Regions from separate parts of the Homo sapiens genome. Here region 2 is linked to region 1. A link is a loop called in an ENCODE intact Hi-C map of the cell type or tissue named here. Cell type or tissue: ascending aorta. All regions are shown on one strand. Each heading gives the region's core, and the rest is flanking DNA. Links, peaks and the distances in the headings are about the cores only.

Region 1 (5,383 bases), core at 143-5,142:
GGCATACTCAATTTCTTCCTTAAATGCTTCAGATAGAAATCATATCACCTCTGCCCAAAAAATTACCCAAAGAAAACAAAATAAAACCTATGGGCTGCATGTCCTTGGGCATCATTCCTGTCCCACACAGCTGTTGAAAGGAGAATCTGTGAGGTGAAACACTGTGTGTAAATAGGGAAATTTAAAGAAAGCTTTAGAAGCTGAGAAGGAAATCAAAGGTCTTCCTGCAGTCATTACTGGGGAAAATGAGTTGCTTTGCTTTGGCAGGCATTATTTTCTTTTGAAATCATTTGGAAAATAGGTTATTTGCAAGGCTTAGTGATTGAGCGGTTGGCCGAGACTGGTACATATTTTGGGGAAAAGCGCTCTAGCTTTTCTGGATTGGATCTTCTGTAAAATCTGAGTCACCACACCATAGCCCCAACCCTGTCTCCTCATGTCTTAGTTTCATGTTCAGTGACATGCTTAATGTTCTTGAATTTTGCCTATAACAAAATGTGGATATACGTGTAACACATACTCTTGATGGTTAAAATAGGCTTTAATAGCCTTTTTCTCCCCCTCAATTGATCAGATCATTGAAGCGATTTTTGTTATCTCTTGCACAATTAAAACAATTGCCTTAATTATTTACTAAGCTAAATTCTTCCCTTTTGCACTGAGGTTGTATTTGAGTGATAATAATTTAGCTTATTTTTAAACAGGATAAGTTTTAAAAATTCAAAACTTTTGGCCGGGCACAGAGGTTCAGGCCTATAATCCCAGCACTTTGGGAGGCCAAGGCAGGCAGATGACCTGAGGTCAGGAGTTTGAGACCAGCCTGGCCAACATGGTAAAACCCCATCTCTACTAAAAATATAAAAATTAGCTGGACCTGGTGGTGCGTGCCTGTGATCCCAGCTACTTGGGAGGCTGAGGCAGGAGCATCACTTGAACCAGGGAGGCAGAGGTTGCAGTGAGCCAAGATCACACCACTGCACTCCAGCCTGGACAGTAGAGTGAGACTCCGTCTCAAAACAAAATAAAACGAAACAAAAAACACTTTTATCTAAATGACTGTACGCAGTATATTTCATTCATGTTATGGACTCTTGATAGTTTCAATATATGCAGAGTCTGAAATTCCTTTCTAGGTTTCATTTAAACTCAGTTTTCTGAATCTAGCCTTTTTGTTTTTTCTCCTTCTGTGGTAATATTCCTTTTTGGCTTTCTTCATATCTCATCTTAACTTCAAAATCCCTAATTTTTGTTTTATTGAAATAGAATTGCGAATTTGGTCCCTTTTGAACCACAGTGTCTGTGTCCATTCACATAAGGTCACTCAGGAAATATGAGCTGAAAAACAGTGTGCAGGGTACTTCCAGGCATTTTGCTAGATGTCGGTGTGTGCATGCTTGAAGTAAAAGCATAAATTGCTACTTTTATCTTCTCCTCCCTCTCCTGGGGAGTCCTCCTGCCCTCTCTCCCTGCACTCTGCCCCCAGAGATGCATGACCTATTCCGCAGTGGGAAGCAAGGAAGGAATGCGTGGGGTTGCCGTGCAGTGCCTGGTTTTCCTGTCCCAATGACCAAGATGAGATCCAGAGTTGCCTTCTGTGATCCCAGAAATGTTTCCTGCAGCAGCCACTGGGCTGGAAAGGCAGGTGCCTACTGAGCTGTGTCTTTCTCAGCTGTCTGCCGAAGCTGCACTTCTCAACATAGCAGAGCCTCTACTCCCTGTAATTTCAGCCCCATCTGGTAAAGCCCACCTGGCTCTCTTGAGGCATTCCCTTTGCGTAAGTGGCTGAGAAGCAGCTGAGATACCCCTCCAGGAATTGGCAGCTGCTGTCAAGCCTTTGGTTTCTCCAGCTTCAGCGAGCAGCTCTGGGTCATTTTCGTGAAGCCGAGACACTCCTCACGATGATTCAATCCAAAGGATCAGATATGACCCTGAGGTCCTTTTTTGATCCCACGAGTGTCTGAACATGCATTACAGGAAGATGTTTTGTGATTGGCTCACGTGGGGTTGATCTTTGTGGCACTCCAGTCATGAATTTCTCAAAGGGAGAATGGTTCTATTCTCTGTTTGTCCTGTGAGCACAATATTGTCATTATTATTTGCACTTTTCTGAAGCTTTACGCGGCAAAAATTCAGTTCTCCTCTTGGGAAAGGCAGCTTTGCTTTAAAGCAAGAATTGTAGCATTTTCCTGGTACAAATGCATGTACGAGTTCTGTAATAGAAAACTCCTGTAGGCATTCACTGATGTTTCCCTTCTGGCCTAAACTGCTGGGTGTGACTAGTTTAAAAACTGTCAAAATGACATAAAACAGTTATTAAAACCACTGGCTGCCTCACTGCCAGAGGGCAATATTGTCCCATAAATAGTCTACGTCGCAATAGTGCTCAAAGCAAGACTGAGCCATCAAACCTAAGGGCAGAAGGCACTTTAAACTCCCGGTAGAGTGCAATCACATGTAGAGTCCCACATAAGCAAATGGACACATTTGTTGCAGGCGCAATTTGGGAAATAGGTACAAGTGAAACCTAGGCATTTCCAGTATCTATCTGAGCACCTAAGTGAACATGTAATTGCACAATGAGCCTTTCACAGCAACTCAATTAAACATGTAAATTATTGCCAAATGTCCCCAGCAGCCACAGAACGTTTTTGGTGTCCAACGTCATTATCCTCTATCAGGCATTTGTGCATTGGAGTACACATTTCTGTAATTAAATAGTAATTATTTTTACTTCCAGTTCCATTAGTAATATATAAAATCATAAGTACTATATTGTCTTTTTTCTTTTTTGGCATGGATTCATTATATTCTTAGTGAAAACGCTCCTTATGGAATTAACGGGTTCCCACAGAGGCATCTTTGAACATCTTTGTCTTTGGAAGGATAGAATGACTATGGGGTCCATTTCTGTTTTTTTTTTTTTTTTTTTTTGAGATGGAGTCTTGCTCTGTCACCCAGGCTGGAGTACAGTGGCGCAATCTTGGCTCACTACAACTTCCACCTCCAGGTTCAAGCAATTCTTTGCCTCAGTCTCCTGAGTAGCTGGGATTATAGGCCCCTGCCAGCAAGCCCGGCTAATTTTTGTATTTTTAGTAGAGACGAGGTTTTACCACCTTGGCCAGGCTGGTCTTGAACTCCTGACCTTGTGAGGCACCTGCCTTGGCCTCCCAAAGTGCAGGGATTATAGGCATGAGCCACCGTGCCCGGCCTGGGGTCCTTTAATAAACCGAATTAGGCCAGGAACAGTGCCTCATGCCTCTAATCCCAGCACTTTGGGAGGCCGAGACAGGAGGATCACTTAAGGCCAGGCATTCAAGACCATCCTGGGCAAGATGGTGAGACACCATCCCTACAAAAAAATACTAAAAAACTAGCTGGGTGTGGTGGAGCATGCCTATAGTCCCAGCTACTCAGGAGGCTGAGGAAGAAGGATCGCTTGAGCCAAGGAGTTTGAGGCTGCAGTGAGCTATGATTGTGCCACTGCACTTCAGCCTGAGGCACAGAGCAAGACCCAGTTTCTTAAAAAAAAAAAAAAAAGACTGGGTGCAGTGACTCACGCCTGTAATCCCAGCACTTTGGGAGGCTGAGGCAGTCGGATCACTTGGGGTCAGGAGGTCAAGTCCAGCTTGGCCAACATGGTGAAACCCCGTGTCTACTAAAAAAAACAAAAATTAGCTGGGTGTGGTGGTGGGCACCTGTAATCCCAACTACTCAGGAGGCTGAGGCAGGAGAATGGCTGGAACCCAGAAGGCGGAGGTTGCAGTGAGCCAAGATCCCGCCACTACACTCCAGCCTGGGCAACAAAGCAAGACTCCACCTCAAAAAAAAAAAAAAAAAAAGAATTACAGGAATGTATTATTCCAAAATGTCTTTCTGAGACACCCTTATCATATAGAAATGAGCTGTTGGTAATTTATACATAAATTATTAACTTTTAAGTAATAAATACCCAACAATTATTTGCTTACAATATTTTTAAAGCAACTGTCTATCCTAAGAAACCAATGGTAATTGTATCTTCTGTTTTGGAATCGCTTATAAAAAGTGAATGGATAAGCCAAAGGCAATATTTTGAGACTTTTTGTGGGCATGGTTTGGGAAGGAGTAGATACAAAGTCAGAACCTCATTATCATAGGCTAAATGATTGTGTCCTCCCAAAATTCTTATGTTGAAGTTCTAACTCCAATGTGATGGTATTTGGATGTGGGATATTTGCAAGGTAGTTAAAGTTAGATGAAGTCTTGAGCATGGGGCCCCCATGATGGGATTTGTGTCCTTATAAGAAGAGGAAGAGAGGTAAGAGTTCTTTCTCTCTCTCTCTTCTCTATCTCTTATCTATTTGAAGACACAGTGAGAAGAAAATGAGAAAGAGGGTCCTCACCAGGAACCGAATCTGCTCTTGGACTTCCCAGCCTCTAGAAGTATGAGAAATAAATGTCTGTTGTTTAGATCACCCAGTCTATTGTATTTTATTATAGTAGCTTAAACTAAGACACTCATGGAGGTATTTTCTACAGTAGATGGTAGAATTCAGTATTAGATTGGTCAGTTTTGGATTCTTCCAAAAGAGGATTTAAATAATGAAGTATCAACATATTCATCAGAAAAATAATCTCCTTTGATATAGGGCAGTATTATTGCCAGCATCCTGGCTAATAATCCTTCTAGTTCTTAGAAGTCCAACAGAATTAGAAAAAAAAAAATTGCCCTACTAAGTACAGGTAACTTTGCAAAATGAGATGGAGCTGAAACAGTGAATTTAACTGATTTACTCTGATCTCTCCTTCTATTGAAAAATAACTATTACTGTTTCTACTACTAATTTTAACCACTTATTTGCATACTACAGAAGTTCCAAAGACATGAAGCATACAGATTTTCAAAGAGAACTCCTTCCATTTTGTTTTGTTTTGGTTTTACTTTCAAAAAAATTATGCAAAGGGATGTGTTCTGAAGTTCCAAATGATTTCAAAAATCAAACCAATCCAATCAATTTTTCAGTAATTGGCTTTGAAGAAACTGAGACAAGAGCAATGCAAACAAAGTGCTTTTAAATAAATCATAATTACCCATGCAAATGTCTCCAATAATTTGAGGGTTTAATCAGCTGACTAACAATTCGGAAGCCTGCTTGCATTTGGTAATGTGACAGGCAGTGGGAATGAGGAGAAAGCAGCCTGGTAACAACGATCTGAGATGTGAAAGGGAGGAGCCAGATTAACATCTAAAATTATCCAAACTTGGAAAACTGTCCTACCAAAAGGTTTTTAATGCACTCACCTTAATAGTAAAGACTTGCATAGACATTAAACATTTCTAACTTGTTTTTAAGCCTTGAATTCATCTGGAATGGTTGCAGGTTTTTCCTTCCCCCTTCAGATG
Region 2 (5,383 bases), core at 268-5,267, 170 kb before region 1:
AGACAATAGCATTGAGTGAAGTTACTGTTCACCTCTGCAGATGAGGCCTAGGTGACTTCTCAAAAGAAATCTGAGCCTACCTGCATCTTGGCTCTGCTCTTCCATTTCTTCCACACTTTGCTTCTCCTCTGGACCGTTCTCATCTTTCAAGAAAACCACAGAGGAAAAAAAATGCATCAAGTCAATTTGTGAAATATCTCTTTACGGCTAATATGCAGCACTGAAATTAATTGTAACCAATGTAGCATGACTCCCCATAAAGCCAGGCAGAGAGATGAATCAGAGGCATGAAACAGAAAAATTACCTACATAAATAAGTGCATTTATACTCATCCCTTCTCACATGATTTGCTAGATGAAATGTTTAACCGCAGTAAACAAAATTCACTCAGCAGTCCCGGTAACAAGTCTCTCCTTGCTCGGCATTTCCCAAAATATAATAGAAACTTCAACTCCAGTCCACTTTTCTCCCTTGACTTAAGTAACATGCACTGTGTAAGGAAGGTTGGCTAAGTTTCTCGCCCTTTATTTCTCTGTATGATATATGCTGCAAAAAAAAGGTCAATTTTCACTTAACTTCCATATGGCAGTCTAACATACCTATGCTATAAAATATTTTGTCTTGAACAGATTATGTTGGTTGAGTTTATGCTATCATATATAGCTATCTGAAAAATAACTGGTCAGGTGCAATGAAGGCTGTATATTAGCAACTATCTGAAACTTTCTTTTTTCTTAAAATAGCTACTATATCTGTGGATTTATCTGTAGAAATAATAAGCTTTTTGAAGGTTAAGTATAGGCATGGTTTTATAACTCATTGCTGGGAGGGTCTCCAAATTGCTTTTGGTTTGGAAAATGAAGCAAATAAAAATGATGAATTTATACAAAGACATAAGAATAAAGTATAAAACATATAGTGAAGTACAGAAAACAGAAGCAGAAGTTACCAACCTATATTCATGTGGGTTAAAGATGGCCACAAATGCTTTGTCTCTGAAGGAGTGGAGCCCATTCCTTCTCTTTAAGTCCTGACTGGCTGTGAAACTTCTTTAGACCAATGAAATATGGTGGAAGTGATATTCTGGGACCTACAAGCTACCCTGCAAGACCTGGCAGCCTCTACTTTCTCCCCCTGGGAAGCCAATCCCCATGCTGTAAAGAAGTTGAAGCTGGCCTGCCAAATGGAGGGAGACACATGGAGAGAGGGAGAAAAGATGTGTGGGGAGCATGAAGGGCCAGACCTGTGAGCCAAGCCTTCTTGAACCTTTCCACCCTGCCAGCTGCCAACCAAATGCAGCTGAGCGGTGACCTCAGCCAGTGTCACAAGGAGCAGAAGAGACATCCAGCTGAGCCCTTTAAAAATTCCTGACCCACAAGCAGGACTGAATCACTTAACGTTGTCTTGCTTGAGTGCTTTGACCCGCCATCTCCTCCTCCTACCAACTCTTAATTCCGAGGCAAGAGAATCCTCCCAAGAGGAGGCCACTAGTAGCAGAGCTGAAACAAAAGCCTCAGAAGCAGTGGGGAAGCATTTTACCTGCAGCTCTGGAAAACGACCTACTGAAGAAAGTTTCAGATGGGGAAACATTTAGATTTGACCTAAATGGGGAAAAAAAGTTTATAATAGAAGGACAAAAAAAGAAAAAAGAATGATACTCTGAGGTTGGCGAAGAATGCAGTTAATAAATATACGTACAGGACCCCCTGTGTTGGGTTAGCCCTGTGCCGTTTGTGACGGTGGACACAATATAACTACTTTTTTTTTTTTTAATAGACACAGAGCCTTGCTGTGTTGTCCAGCCTGGAGTGCAGTGGCATGTTCATAGCTCACTGCAGCCTTTAACTCCTGGACTCAAGCGATCCTCCCACCTCAGCCTCCTGAGTAGCAGGGTCTACAAGGCACATGCCACCAAGCCTGACTGATTTTTTATTTTTTTGGAGAGAAAGGGTCTTGCTTTGTTGCCTAGGCTGGTTTTGAACTCCTGGCCTAAAGCAATCCTCCCACCTTAGCCTCCCAAACTGCTGGGATTACAGGCATAAGACACCACACCTGGCCTGAATATAATATGAGAACCTGGGGTGGCTCTGCATGCCACTTAAATTCAGTGTTCTAAATGGCATATTTACAAGTACTACATGATTATCTGATATTTTCCCTGTTCTGGTTCTCCATGAAGGAAACAGCATTGGCCTTTGCTCTAGGGAGGAAATAGTCACTTCTGCTGTTCTTGCTGTCTTAACAAGGCCAAGTTGGTGCAGGAGCATGTGCCAAAAACTTAGCCAATATCTGTCCCTTTCCTCCCACCAAATGGACTCTGAGTCAAGCAGGAAAAATCTGCCAGCTTCTCTGTCTCCCTCAAAAGACAGACCTTTTAACACATTTCACAATAGCCATGAAGTTTGCAGGTGACAAGCTTCCTTTGAAAGTACTCTGGTTACCACATCTTCTACAGAGTAGGGGTAGGGAGATTACTTATGAAGTGAGGAAGATAAGAAGGGAAAGAAAAACAGCAGTTAAATTACAGAAAGGTGAGGAATTGGTTCTAATAGTTGTAAATGCATAAGAAGGAAATCCATGGTCAGACCCTGAAATCCAGCTTTCTAATAGTAACAACCAGTCTGGCAGTTTACCTAGTCTACTGCTTCTGGGTTTTTACCCTTAGTTCCTTGTGTGCTACCCCCCTCCCTAGAACAGACATCTGAGTGGCATGCTTTTGTTTTCTCTTTGAGTCTCAGCGGCACTGTTTTCTATTTGCAGTATTTCTGCCCTGGGGAAGCAAACTCAAGAAACACTTGGCACATTTATCACAGAGCAAATGCTTTCTAGAAGAATGCTGGATTTGCCATTCCAGTAACATGTCCTCAGATAAAACGGTCCAGGTATATTGCTTTCATCAATTTCCAAGACAGTGCATCCTCAAATCCAGCAGGGGGAACCAATGTAGAAGGCTTATTTTCCAAGCCCAGCATATGCATTCTTGGGCAATTAGATTAGTATTCATTTCATTCTTTTAGAAGGACATTTTGGCTGGCTTATAACTTTCCATCCATTTTAAATGCTGCAAATGGGTGAGTTCTTAGTGAAATAGGGGGCTTCCACTGGTAGAAAAAGCAAGGCACATTAACACAGTTACCCGTAAGTCTTTGATAAGGACAAGCTTTCTTTTTTATCAGCCTTGTCTGTCTAGCTATCGTCACAGGAAGCACATAAACAATGAAAAATTAAGTAGAGGGATGTGTAAACTTGAGGTTTCCAGAAGGGATTTTAAAAGCCTTACAATAACGGTGAAGAAATATAGGGAAGTGCGAGGCTATTTTGTTAGCTTAAATAATGCCACATAGAAGCTAAATGTTCTCAGTTAATATTCCTTTAAGATCACATATTTATTTCAGATGATAAATTTCCATAGCATTCATGTCGAGTGTGATATAACACTTTACTTTCCCATGCTGAAAAAGCACAGAAACCTGTGAGAATTCTACTGGTTGTGTCCTTCTAATTTCTCCCATATTAGTACTCTGCCTCCTACTCTTTCAACCAATATTTATCAAATGTGTACTGTTTGCAAGAACATTTCAGAAATTTTATAGAAATAAAATAAGAGGCTCCTGCTGCAACGTGACTATGATAAGAAAGCAGTCCATGTTTGACTCTACATGGGAGAGTTTTGTAAGGGCAAAATCTCAACAACATGATCACGGATTGCTATCCTGATATTTGTAGTTCCTTTTGTGAACGCTACATGGTGACAGGAAGATAAACAAGACGTAAGTCTAAATAAATCCATCGCTATACTGGGGAAACAATCTGATGTGTACTTCCTGCTGGTATACTGCTGTCTTTTCTTCTAAAGGTCTATAGATTTCTGGGCACAGACAGACTACGGACAATTCAAAACCAGTGCTTTGCAGATTAGATTATTGGTCTTAATTCTTCAGTCCCCTATAATAAGATTGTGTGTATATGTGTATATATATATATATAAAATCAGTGTCCTCCCACTGTGAGCAGAGAATATTTCCATGCCATTGATGTTGGACTTGACCATGGGACTTAATTTAGCTAATGAAATGCTAGTGGAGAGAATGTGAGCAAAGGATTTACATGCACTGCATAAAAGGATTTGTTGCTTGTGTTCCTGACATTTGCCATGACAAGAAGATGCCCCTGTAGCTCTTGGCTTAAGGAGGATGAGAGATACATGGAGCAAGTTTGAACCCAAGTCACAGTCTGGAACCAAGCCCAAGCAACTCACAGCTTGCAGTAGAACCACCCCACTGAGCCCAGCCTACATCAGCTGAACCATAGTCATCTTACAGACCTGTGAGCATGAGAATAAATATTTTTGTTGTAGGGGACTGCATTTTGGGGTGATTTATTGCACAGCATTATTATGGCAATAGCTGATTAATACACATGTTTATTTTTGTCAGCTCAGGAAGGCTTTAAGTTAACTTTAAAAAAAATTAGCACTCTTTTATAAAAAAATCTAGTCTTTAATTTTGTATTTCCCCATCTATATTTTCATCTCATATGTTCCAAAATTCTCTAGAAGGTACATATTTGAAAAGTAAAATTAGCTGATATAACAGAGGAATGCTCTTAAAGAGTCTGCACTGCCATCAATATAATGATGTTTATGGTTTATTTAACTATAGAGCTCTATGAGCAACAGAATATTAGCTAATACCAGCTAACACTTATTGAATATTGCATATGTTCCACTCAGTGTCTAAATGCTTTGCAAAGGTTATCAAACTTCATTCTCATAAAAACTGCATGAGGCAGGTTTTATTATCTGCATTTCATGGATGAGACAACTGAGACACAGGCGTGTTAAGATTCCACAGCTAGCAAGTGATGGCAGCAGGGGACAGTTTCAACCCAGCCTTAGCTGATGTTGGGGCCTACTACTGCCTACTTAGAAATGTAACTATTTATTGTCTGGGTAAGATATGTAAATTATGAATCAGCAAAAATGTGGGAAATGATAATCTCATCTGGATTAACTCAATTAACATTGAACACAACAAATATTGAGAATCAAACCCCTCTGGCACTCATATCAAGTGAGTGCAGTGCTACAACTCTAAAGTTTTGTGTTTATTGCTAAAGGTATTTTTATTCTGGAATAATTTTAAGCAACAGAATGTTGCAAGAACAGGACAAGAACTTTTTTTTCCTGAACCATTTGAGAGTAAGTTGCAGACATAATCATGTCCTAATCATGCCCATCAGCCTTGAATACTTTAGTATATATCTTCTACAAACAAGGACATTCTTTTTCATAACCACAATACAACCATCCAGATCAAAAGATTAACATAGATGACATTCCTGCTATCTAAGCTACAGATCACATCTGTGTTTCGCCACTTT

Evidence for each region. Hi-C counts contacts between places; a loop is a spot of excess contacts. Peaks named below come from ENCODE experiments on the same cell type or tissue, not always from the same donor. Only the 100,000 strongest peaks of a DNase experiment are listed, where the experiment ranks them.
Region 2: a loop joins it to region 1, with 3 times the contacts of the local background. A loop is called at or near these places in 2 of 110 quality-filtered maps.

The regions. Positions count from the first base shown.
Region 1 is chr20:15,756,694-15,762,076 of GRCh38, reverse strand. All of the region lies in intron 8 of MACROD2 (mono-ADP ribosylhydrolase 2), which reads right to left. Among named protein-coding and RNA genes, the nearest start is that of KIF16B, 810 kb to the left of the region's middle. In ascending aorta, for the core only: a CTCF peak has its summit at 2,330; no DNase peak of the experiment used is centred there; H3K27ac peaks cover 1,229 bases.
Region 2 is chr20:15,928,036-15,933,418 of GRCh38, reverse strand. MACROD2 (mono-ADP ribosylhydrolase 2) reads right to left here. Exons shown (of 18, transcript NM_001351661.2): 11 at 81-143. All of the region lies in intron 1 of LOC613266 (a long non-coding RNA gene), which reads left to right. Among named protein-coding and RNA genes, the nearest start is that of KIF16B, 640 kb to the left of the region's middle. In ascending aorta, for the core only: a CTCF peak has its summit at 2,914 (motif pointing right); a DNase peak (open chromatin) is centred at 2,283; H3K27ac peaks cover 583 bases.